Regions from separate parts of the Homo sapiens genome. Here region 2 is linked to region 1. A link is an interaction called in ENCODE POLR2A ChIA-PET data of the cell type or tissue named here. Cell type or tissue: MCF 10A. All regions are shown on one strand.

The links. Peaks named below come from ENCODE experiments on the same cell type or tissue, not always from the same donor. Only the 100,000 strongest peaks of a DNase experiment are listed, where the experiment ranks them.
Region 2: POLR2A ChIA-PET joins it to region 1 with 6 read pairs; 2 of 35 experiments call an interaction of 5 or more read pairs at or near these places.

What each region holds. Positions count from the first base shown.
Region 1 is chr4:24,207,750-24,212,749 of GRCh38, forward strand. LOC124900679 (a long non-coding RNA gene) reads left to right here and starts at 222. Exons shown (of 2, transcript XR_007058075.1): 1 at 222-298; 2 at 1,314-1,528. It also overlaps a transcript of PPARGC1A not described here. In MCF 10A, no CTCF peak of the experiment used is centred here; DNase peaks (open chromatin) are centred at 2,382 and 2,882.
Region 2 is chr4:24,155,235-24,160,234 of GRCh38, forward strand. It overlaps a transcript of PPARGC1A not described here. Among named protein-coding and RNA genes, the nearest start is that of PPARGC1A, 270 kb to the left of the region's middle. In MCF 10A, no CTCF peak of the experiment used is centred here; a DNase peak (open chromatin) is centred at 2,997.

The DNA of each region.
Region 1 (5,000 bases):
GCCACAAAAGTGTTCTAATTTTTCTAAAACTAGCCAGAGGAAATAAGGAATAAATAAAAAACCTGAAACCATATAAACAAAGTTGCATTAAGAAATAGAATTCAGGAAAATACCATGACAACAGTCATCACAGTCAAATCTAATGGAACAATTAGACAATTCTGATTATTAAGTTTCTGCCCTTCCATTGGCTAGATAAAATTTTGAAGAATTCCCATGAGCTTCAAGTCATAAGAAAGAAGTTTGGGGCTGGGTGCAGTGACTCACACCTGTAATCCCAACACTTTGAGAAGCTAAGGTGGGAGGGTCACTTGAGACCAGGAGTTTGAGACCAGCCTGAACAATATAAAGAGACCCTCTCTCTAGAAAAAAAAATGTTAAAAATTATCTGGGCGCATTGGTGTGCACCTGTAGTCCCAGCTACTAGGGAGGTTGAGATGGGAGGAGCATATGAGCCTTGGAGTGTGAGGCTGCAGTGAGCTATGAACATCCCACCAAACTCCAGCCTGGGTGACAGAGACCCTGTCTCAAAAAAAGGGAATGGAAGGGAAGGGAGAAGGATGGAAGGAGGCAGGGAGGGAGGGAAGGAGAGAGGAAGGGAGAAGTTCGAACTGCCTTCCCTCCATGGTAGAAGTGAATATACTCATTCATTGCCCTGGCTGCATGGGATAAAGTGGACAGGAGAACTTCTAGGGGCATTACCTAGCCAGGGCCACTATGTGTGATAGTAAAACAGACCAAAACAGACAGTGATCTCACAGTTTTGATGGTTACATGGAAAAATACACACGTTTACTGACTCATAACAAATAATTACTGAGTACCCATTATATGTCAGACTGAACTAGGCAATAAGGACCAAAAGACAAATCAGGCAAGTCTGGTCCCTGCTTCATGGAATCTGCAATCAAACTCACCAAACTCAGAAAAAAAATATATATATATATATATATTCATATTTATATTATATATTACAGTAATACGTATAATTCATCCAGTGCTTACTATGTGCCAGGCAAAAGTGTTTTATGTTATTATCCTCATAATCAAAATAATAGCTACTACTAAGAGCTAGGAACAGTCATTGTGTTAAATATTGCAACTCTATAATGAGAGTGTTTTCTTCTTTATGCTTTATCAGCACTTTGTGATGGGAAGAGTTGCTTAGAGAGGTAGAGGGAATTGTTCAAAGGTCACAGATAATAATGGCAGAATGCAGATTTGAATACAGATATACCTAATTCTAGAACCCATGCTCTTAGCTACCAAGCCCACTATACCCCACAATGCACCATTATGGTCTTCCACACTAGGCCTTGTCGAAGTCATCGGCAGTGAAGAATGAGATGTTAAAATCAGATGTGATATGCATGGGGACAGGAGCCATTCAAAGGCCGGTTTCATCACTGAACAGCTAGACCTCCGTTCTGGTTGGCCAACCTCAGGAGCTGATGGATACAGGTTGGAACCAAGCCCAGGGGTCCTCCGGAAGAATCTAAAACAGGCAAAATAAAATGTCTTCCAAACAGGTGCTGCCTGATGACTTCTTCTTTGGGCATCAGCAAGGAGGAGGAGAACATTCCTACTGATTACCCTAAAGCAGTTGCTCCCAACACAGGGAAATTTTTCTCCCTGTTCCTCAGCAGAGGACATTTGGCAATATGTGGAGACATTTTCAGTTGCCACAGCTGTGCATAGGCTGCTACTGACATTTAGTAGGTTGAGGTCAGAGATCCCACTAAACATCCTACAGGGCACAGCACAGCCCCTCATAATAAAGAATTATCTGGTCCAAAATGTGAATAGTGCTACTGCTGAGAAGTCCTGCCCTAAAGTATCCTGTGCTAGCTAGTAGATTTTTCTATGAGCTGTAGGCATGAACCTGTGCCCCTAACTTGCCAAGAAAGGAGCATTGCCTAGATTGTAGTCTACAAAATGGGGTACAGAAAGAAAACAGTGTGTCTTCCATTCATATCTCTGCATCTTAATGTTCTTATTTCATGTGTATGCTTTATTATGCTCATAAAGTAATAGTACAATAGTACATGCATACAATTTGTATATAAACAAATACACATTTATTGGAGGTATATGCTCAGAAAAGTTTACTGATAGGAGCACATAATCAGAGAATGCTGGAAATCATTAGACTAGAGAAAGGACTATTGATTTAAACTCAAGGAGATCTAAGATCAAATCCCCAACTTAGCTTCTAATTAACCTTGGTTTAACCATCTGTAAAACGGGAAGAAGAACAGTCATCTCTCAAGATTGTATGACAAATCAAATTCAATTATGTACTAAACACCTAGCACATAGTAATTGCTCAATAAATGCTCACCTCCTTCACCCTCTCCTCCCCTCCTTGTCCTAGGTTTGAGGACTCTGAACAAGGTCAAAAATTCTCTGTCCTGAGTGTCATCATCTGCAATCTAATTATGAATGTTCCACCTACTTTACAAAGTTGGCATGAAGGATTAAATAAGATCACTGGTATTAAAGTGCTACCAAAAATACAAAGGATTTATAAATATAAAGTTGTTTTCTTAAATAGAGATCATACCACCTTTTATTAAGGTATTCCTGATAATCACTTCTTTGCCCAATTTGGAAACTCAAAGGCTAACATTCTAAAAGGAAGGAGCTTGAGTAAAATAAACGCATGTGGCTTTTATTTTCTGCTTACCCTATTTCACCATCTTAGCTGAGAAAGTACTTAAATATTGCAAAATCAGGAATTTCAACAGTGATCTATCCAATTAATCAGCATAGTGTTTTGTTATTTTTTTCCCTGGAGGGAATTGATTCACAGTCTGTGAAAACACATTGCATCACACACTGACCACGCAGAGGGGCACAGACGCTGGGCACCTCCTGGACTGTGCTGACGTCAAATTGCAAGGGCATGTGGCCCCGTGCACTCCCAGATCAGCACAATTCTCCCACCCACTTATGGTCTGGGATTCATGCTTGATCATCTACAATTCCAAGTGCGTATTTTTAAACTTTTGAAAATGAAGTGTGTTCATGCAAGCACTCTCCAGAAAGGTCAAAAGCAGGCGGGAGCTGCGGCGCCTTCAACGGAGGGCACTGTACTCCTGGAACCTCTCCCAGTGGGAGCCTAGGAGATGCAGGGAGCTCAACCCCAACCTAGATTTCTCTGGCATTTTCTGACTCTCTCTCCTCACTCTCCCTAATAGAGTTAATAACAATAATAGCTCACCATTTTAAAGCACTTCAGATTTTTTAAAACTGTAATGAATATTATCTCCTTGATTCTTTGAATTGCAGTTGCTTACTTACTTACTTGTATCAACCACTCTAGACGCTGAACTTCTTAAGGGCACAGGCAAGAACTTTTTCATGTCTTGTTATTCCCAGAGCCTGCCTAGCACGTGCATGGCTCATAGTAGGTGCTTAATATTCATTCCTTAAACTCGTGACTAGATGAAAAAATATTATCATCCTCTTCTAAACAATGAGAAACCTGAAATTCAAAGATATTAAGCCGTGTGCCCAAAATATGCATTTATAAGTTACAAAGACAGTTCTGAACTCGTTTTCCGATCTCAATTTCACCAGAGACTTCAATATAGAAGGTAATTCTTACCTAAGTGAGGTAACTAGAAAGGAAGCTGAATGTCACTCCCCTGAGTGCAGCAATGAAGGAGCTGCCAGGATACAGAAGGGGACACCAACAGAACCAGCAAATTTACTAAGGCCAATTCCCTTTTCTTGTGTCCCCAGCTTCGTCCTACATAGACAGGTGTATCTGCCCTATGTGCGTGCATGGCTAGTATATCTAAGAAAAGGTAAGTTGGACCCTGAACTTCACCTTGATTCAGAATCTGATACCATATTGGCCAGATCTCGAGATCTGGAGTGAGATGGACTGGGATGGAATCCAAGCTCAGCCACTTATAAACGTAGGTCCCTTGGGCAAGTTGCTTAACCATTTTGTCCCTCCATCTCATCTGTAAAATAGGGAAATTAACACAGCTTACTTCATAGAGATGTTGTAACAATTAAATGAGTCCATACATTTTTAAATGAGCAAAACAATAATAAGTATATGGCTGTAGTGTACTAACAAATATTAGCTATAATTTTTCTTGCACAGGTATATTCTACCTCCACGATGCTATTTCCTACTGTTTCATCGCCTAAGCCAGCCAATGTCTTATCATCACTCTCTGGGTTATTCCAAAGGCTTCCTAACTAGATTCCTCGTCTATTGGCTCACCGTTCCCCAACACGTCTTTCTACGCCCTTTCTACAACTTCATCTGATCATGTGACTCACTTGCCTGCATACTCATGGCTTCCCCACATCCTGGAGGATGCCGTCCAAACTCTTTCATATAATCTTCAAGACGTTTCTTGATGTAAGTCCAACTTCTCACTCAAACCACATCTCTCATGTCTTTCCTAGGCTCTACTTTGATCTTCGAGCACAATCCATATAAAATCAAAGCAGCATTGTTTACCGATCATGCAGCTTTGATATCTGCACATCCTATAAAAACATTCTAGGTGCTGAAAGAAATGTTCATGAATTAACTTCATACCATAACTGACTATTGAATAATGTCATAATTAAGGGCCTGAGCTTTGGTAATAGGCAGATTAAAGTTTCAGTATCAACTCTGACATGTATTAGCTGTGTGATCTGGGACAAGTTACTTAACCTCTCTGAGTCTCTAGCTGCATTTCTTCACTTGTAAAATGCAGATAATTTTCTATTTTCCAAAGTGTCATGAGAATTAAATGGAATAATGTATTCTAAGTATTTATAACAATGCCTGGTGCCTGGTATACTCTCAAAAATGGCAGCTAAAACTAAAATCCTCTAGTGTACATCAACAGTAAAAAGGCTTATGGTGATAATTGGGCAACTTGTTGGGGATCCTGGAGCCAACTTGCATAACAAACTAAGCCCCCTAATGTGTAAGCCCTCAGCGAGAACCACAAGGCCTGCTTCTAGAAAAGCCAGCAAGCATC
Region 2 (5,000 bases), 53 kb before region 1:
ATGCTTAAGATCTTAAGGTGCATTTGAGAAACAAATCAATCTGTGAAGTATTTATAAGAGGGACATACTATGGATCTAACACTCCCTGTCAAAAAGACAAGCAGAGGGCTGGGCACAGTGACTTGTGACTGTAATCCTAGCACTTTGGGAGGCCGAGGTGGGTGAACAGCTTGAGCCCAAGAGTTGGAGACCAGCCTGGGCAACATGGCAAAGCCCTTTCTCTACAAAACGTAGCGTGCACCTGTAGTCCCAGCTACTCAGGAGGCTGAGGCATGAGGATTGCTTAAGCCCTGGTAATCAAGGCTGCAGTGAGCCAAGATCTCACCACTGCACTCCAGCCTAGGCAATACAACAAAACCCTGTCAAAAAAAAAAAAAATACAAGAGGAATATGATCATTATGTTTAACTTCCTGTGCCCTCATGAAGCTTGTGGTTTAGCTGCAAACAAAAAACACACAAACACTGAGGCAAGTATGACCTAAGGTCCAGTGGAAACTAGAGTGAACATTACTCTAGGTTTGACATGGACTGAGCAGGTTCCCTGGATATGGAATTTTCTGTGCTAAAACCAGGGAAGTCCTGAGCGAACCATAATGAGTTGGTCACCCAAGTGGGCAGATGCAAGTTACAAGATCCACAAGAGATCCAAGAAAGGAACTAGCAAGCACTAGGATCTCTATAATTGGGGGTGGGTCCATGCAAAATGAGAATGTATAGACCCCTATACCCAGCTGTTTTCTTTCTTCCTGTTGCTATGATTATTAATATTTTTTGAAATAAGATCCACTCATCATAAAACTCAAATTTGAACAGGACCCTTAGCTTTGAATATGAACCCTGGCTTTCTGTTTTTCTCATTTTGGAGATGGATAAACTGAGCCCCAAAGACAGGTTAAACAACTTGTTCAAATCAACGACACAGCTGGAAATAAAACCCAGTTTCTTTACCTCCTGGTTCAGTATGTATTTTGGGATATATAACACAGGCTTCAAACAGTGTTTAAGTTCTATTTAACCTTAGTGGGGAATATTCCAATTAACATATCCACCCCCGGGTGTTTCTCCCAGTTGAAATTTTCTTCCTTTTTAGTAAACTGAAGCAGACACTCCCCCACCCTCCCCACTTGCTATTTTTTTTTTTCTTACTAAAGCTGGCAAGTGTTAGTGTCTTCTTTGGTGCCTGCTCAATTCAACTCAACAGAAGCTTGAAATGTATTCCATTTTTTGGTAACAGTTAGGAAAGGACTGTCAAGGGGTGGAGAAGATCAATCACTCGTGGAAAATGCTAGGTGTCCCATTATGGTATGATAAGTTCAGCTGCAGAGTATATGCATTTTTTTGCTCTCTGAATAAATGGCAGAAGTCAGTTCTCCATAAATTCAAAATGTATATGAGAACATGAAATCATATTTTAAGTGGATTTCACAATTGCTCCTCTTTATCATTCTAAATACCAAAGATTAAGCTTGCCTCTTGGCTGTTGCGGTCTTTTCTCTCTCTCTTTTTTTTTTTTTTTTAACTTTTGTTTAATCAGATATGAATACTGGTTGGTGGCTTTTATTGTTCAGAACTACCTGAAAGGGAAAGAGAGAAAATGAACTCTGCCTGCTGCCTCCATTCCAAACAATGTTTATTTTCATTATAACTCTTCCTGGCCTGTTTCAAAATGGCATTGTTACCCAAATGGTGTTGCTGACCAAAATACCTTTTTACTAAGCTAATCCACAGTTCCCATCCCTTCGCTACTTTGATACAAGACACTCATTTTTCTCCTTCAAATTTAATTTATTCAAGGATACCACATAGAGGCTGTATAGGGTTGTGGTTAAGGACCCACATGCTGGAGCAAAAATCTCTGGGTTCAAATCCCAGCAATATTACTTCTTAGCTGCATAAACTTGGCCAAGTCATTTCACTTTTCTGTTTCTGAAAAATAAAAGATGGCAGATCCTCTGATCATCATCCATTTTGTTCCCAAGAAAAGTCGCCCTGAACCACATTCCCAGGCCATCATGGGTCAACTGCTCTGCAGTTAAGATTCAGCTCTCAGCATCTTTAATCCTTTGTTTATTTTTCTTCTCTGAATCGATCTGCAAAGCTCTTCATCTTCTAATAGTGTCAGCCTCTGGGGGACTCCTTCAGAATCTCCTTGGTGTGCTCCATTTTCTCTTCCTCCAAACATCTTCTCAACTCCGTCTTTATTCTCTTCCTAGAAAATCTCACCTGAGCATTAAATAATATCCTACATGTATATCTCTAACAGTGATTTTTTTCTCTGAACTCCTGCATATCCTATCTGCCTCTTCCTGGATGAGTAGTTGAACTTGACCACAAGTGTCTCCCTGAATATGCACCTCCCCAGCTTCTTCCTAACTCAATAAACAGCATGCCCATCCATCCTGTTGTTCATGCCCAAAGCCGAGGAGTCAGTCCTGTTTTTTCTCTTTCCTTCACCCTCCCAAATCCATATTCCAAGAGCTCTGCTTCCAAAACCTGTCCTGATCCAACCCCATCTTTCCATTTCTATTCCCACCATTGTTGATTTGGTCTGAATCTTGGCGGCATCCTTCTAACTGGTCTCCCTGCTTTGATTATTGCCCTCATCCCCCACCCCACAATTCTCCCTCTCTACTCTGCAGCCAGAAAAGTCAGAAAAAATAAAAAAGCAAATTAGATATCACTTTTCAATTTAAAAAACCACTCCCCCAACCCCTTACCCTTCCAACACACACTGTCTTCCTTTTACATGTAGAATAAACTCTTCTTTACCAAGGCTTAGGAATGCCGCCATGATCTAGCCCCTGCCCACCTCCCCACTTTTCCTTCCCCCCTCCCTCCTATGTTCACTACACTCTCCAACCCTTTTTGTTTTTCAAATGCTCTAAGCCCATCTCTACTTTGTGAGAGATCTTTGCAATAGTTATTGCCTCTGACCAGAATATTCTCCCTCCCCTCCCATCATTCAGGTTGCCCAATAGACATCTCCCCAGGGCAAATTCCCTGCTGTTCTACCATGAGAACCTCATCATCAGTCACTTTCTCTCTCATTATCCTGCTTTGCTTTTGTCAGACTTCATTGCCAACCAAAATATTATTTTCTTTGTCACTCATTTATTATCTGTCTTCCGCCAAACTCCACAAGAGCAGGGACCTTGTCTAGCTCACTGTCCCAAGCTCAACATTAAAACAAGATCAGGCATATGTCATGCTCTCCGTTAGTATTTGTTGAATCTCTAAATGGCCAACTTTTAAAATCGCTCACTTCCCTGAATTCATCCACATTGCACTGGTGAGCTTTTACAGGCCTAGATAATTATATTGTAATTAGTCTGAAAGAAAGGCATTTAAGTTATAAGTTAACAAGCAGATGAATGACTGTTCTGAGGACACTGACCAATTCCTCATTATCTCTGGAGTAAAATAAACAGGCAGAAGCTGGCTTAAATTGTTGTGGAACAGCTTGAATTGCTGTAAGGAAAATCTTTTTGATTTTGAGGGTCATGAATAATTGAGAAAGGCTATAAAGAAAGGTGTCAGTACTTGATTCCTAAAGCACTTAGCAACCAATAGCCAGTTATTTGCCTTAGATGCTTCAGTAATTTGTTAATTTATTGCCATTTATTAACGTGTTATATAACCTAGAATATATATAATATTTCAATCACTCTAAAATATACCTTTTCCTACATCTTATCACCTCTGATATCAGAAAGTATCTTACAACTGATAACAGCGCATGATAGTTGAACTGACAGCAGTTTCTTAGTGGTATGTACAATAACGGTACTTAATATATTGCATCTTAGACTCGATAAAGTATAATAATTTATGATATCACATTTGCTGAATGCTGGCTTTGGACAAGCATTTATAAATGTTGTCTTATTTGTTAATCCTTACAATCAGCCTATATGATAAATAATATCAGACCTATTTTATACATAAGAAACTAAGGATCAAGGAAATTAACCTTTTTTTTTTTTTTTTTTTTTTTGAGATGGAGCCTCGCTCTGTTGCCAGGCTGGAGTGCAATGGTGCAATCTTGGCTCACTGCAACTTCCGCCTCCTGGGTTCAAGCAGTTCTCCTCCCTCGGCCTCCTGAGTAGCTGGGATTATAGGCATGCACCACCACCCCTGACTAATGTTTGTATTTTTATTACAGACAGGGTTTCACCATGTTGGTCAGGCTGGTCTCGAACTCCTGACCTCGTGATCTGCCTTCCACAGCCTCCCAAAGTGCTGGGATTACAGGCGTGAGCCACTGCGCCCGGCCGAGATTAAGTAAATTTTCTAAAGTCACATAGCTTATAAATGCTAAAGCCCATGATTTAATCCAGATCTATCTGACCTCCAAACCAATTCTCATCACCACTTTCCTATAATAGTTATTGTTAAATTAAATTAGGTTTTGTACATAAAATGCAAATGCCCATCACAAACAAGTCACATAGTAGGTTTTCAACTCATGTCAGTTCCCTTCCTCTCTGTGAGTTTACATGTGCCTGAATGTACAAGCATCAGCTGTGCTCTGATTCCATGTTTTATATAAAACTTCTTAGAGGGCAAGCTTTGGCAGTCAGAATTTGAGGTCTGGCTTTTGAAAATATCTGAGCCCCTATCAAAGGCAGCAAATTAGCTGGGAAGTCAGTGGGACCATATAGTGATCACACTGCTGAAAGGCCACTCCCTGATGAGCAAGAGAGAGCAAAGCAGCCAAATTAACTCTCTGCCTAAGTCCTGACTAGTGGAACACTAACAAGATTAGACTTTGGAAGTAGGCAGGACAAATCTACTATACCAAGTGAGGTAGAGCACTGTGGGAAATTCAGTGGTTTTCAAGTCTGACAGTCTCAAACTCAAATCCCAGCTCTCCTTCTCAACCACCTGACCCACTTAACCTCTCTGGATTTTAGACCTCTAATCTCTCAGTCAGAAGAGGTACTTCTTTCTCTGCAGGGTTGCAGTAAGGAATTGTTCATTTCACAAATATTCATCGAGA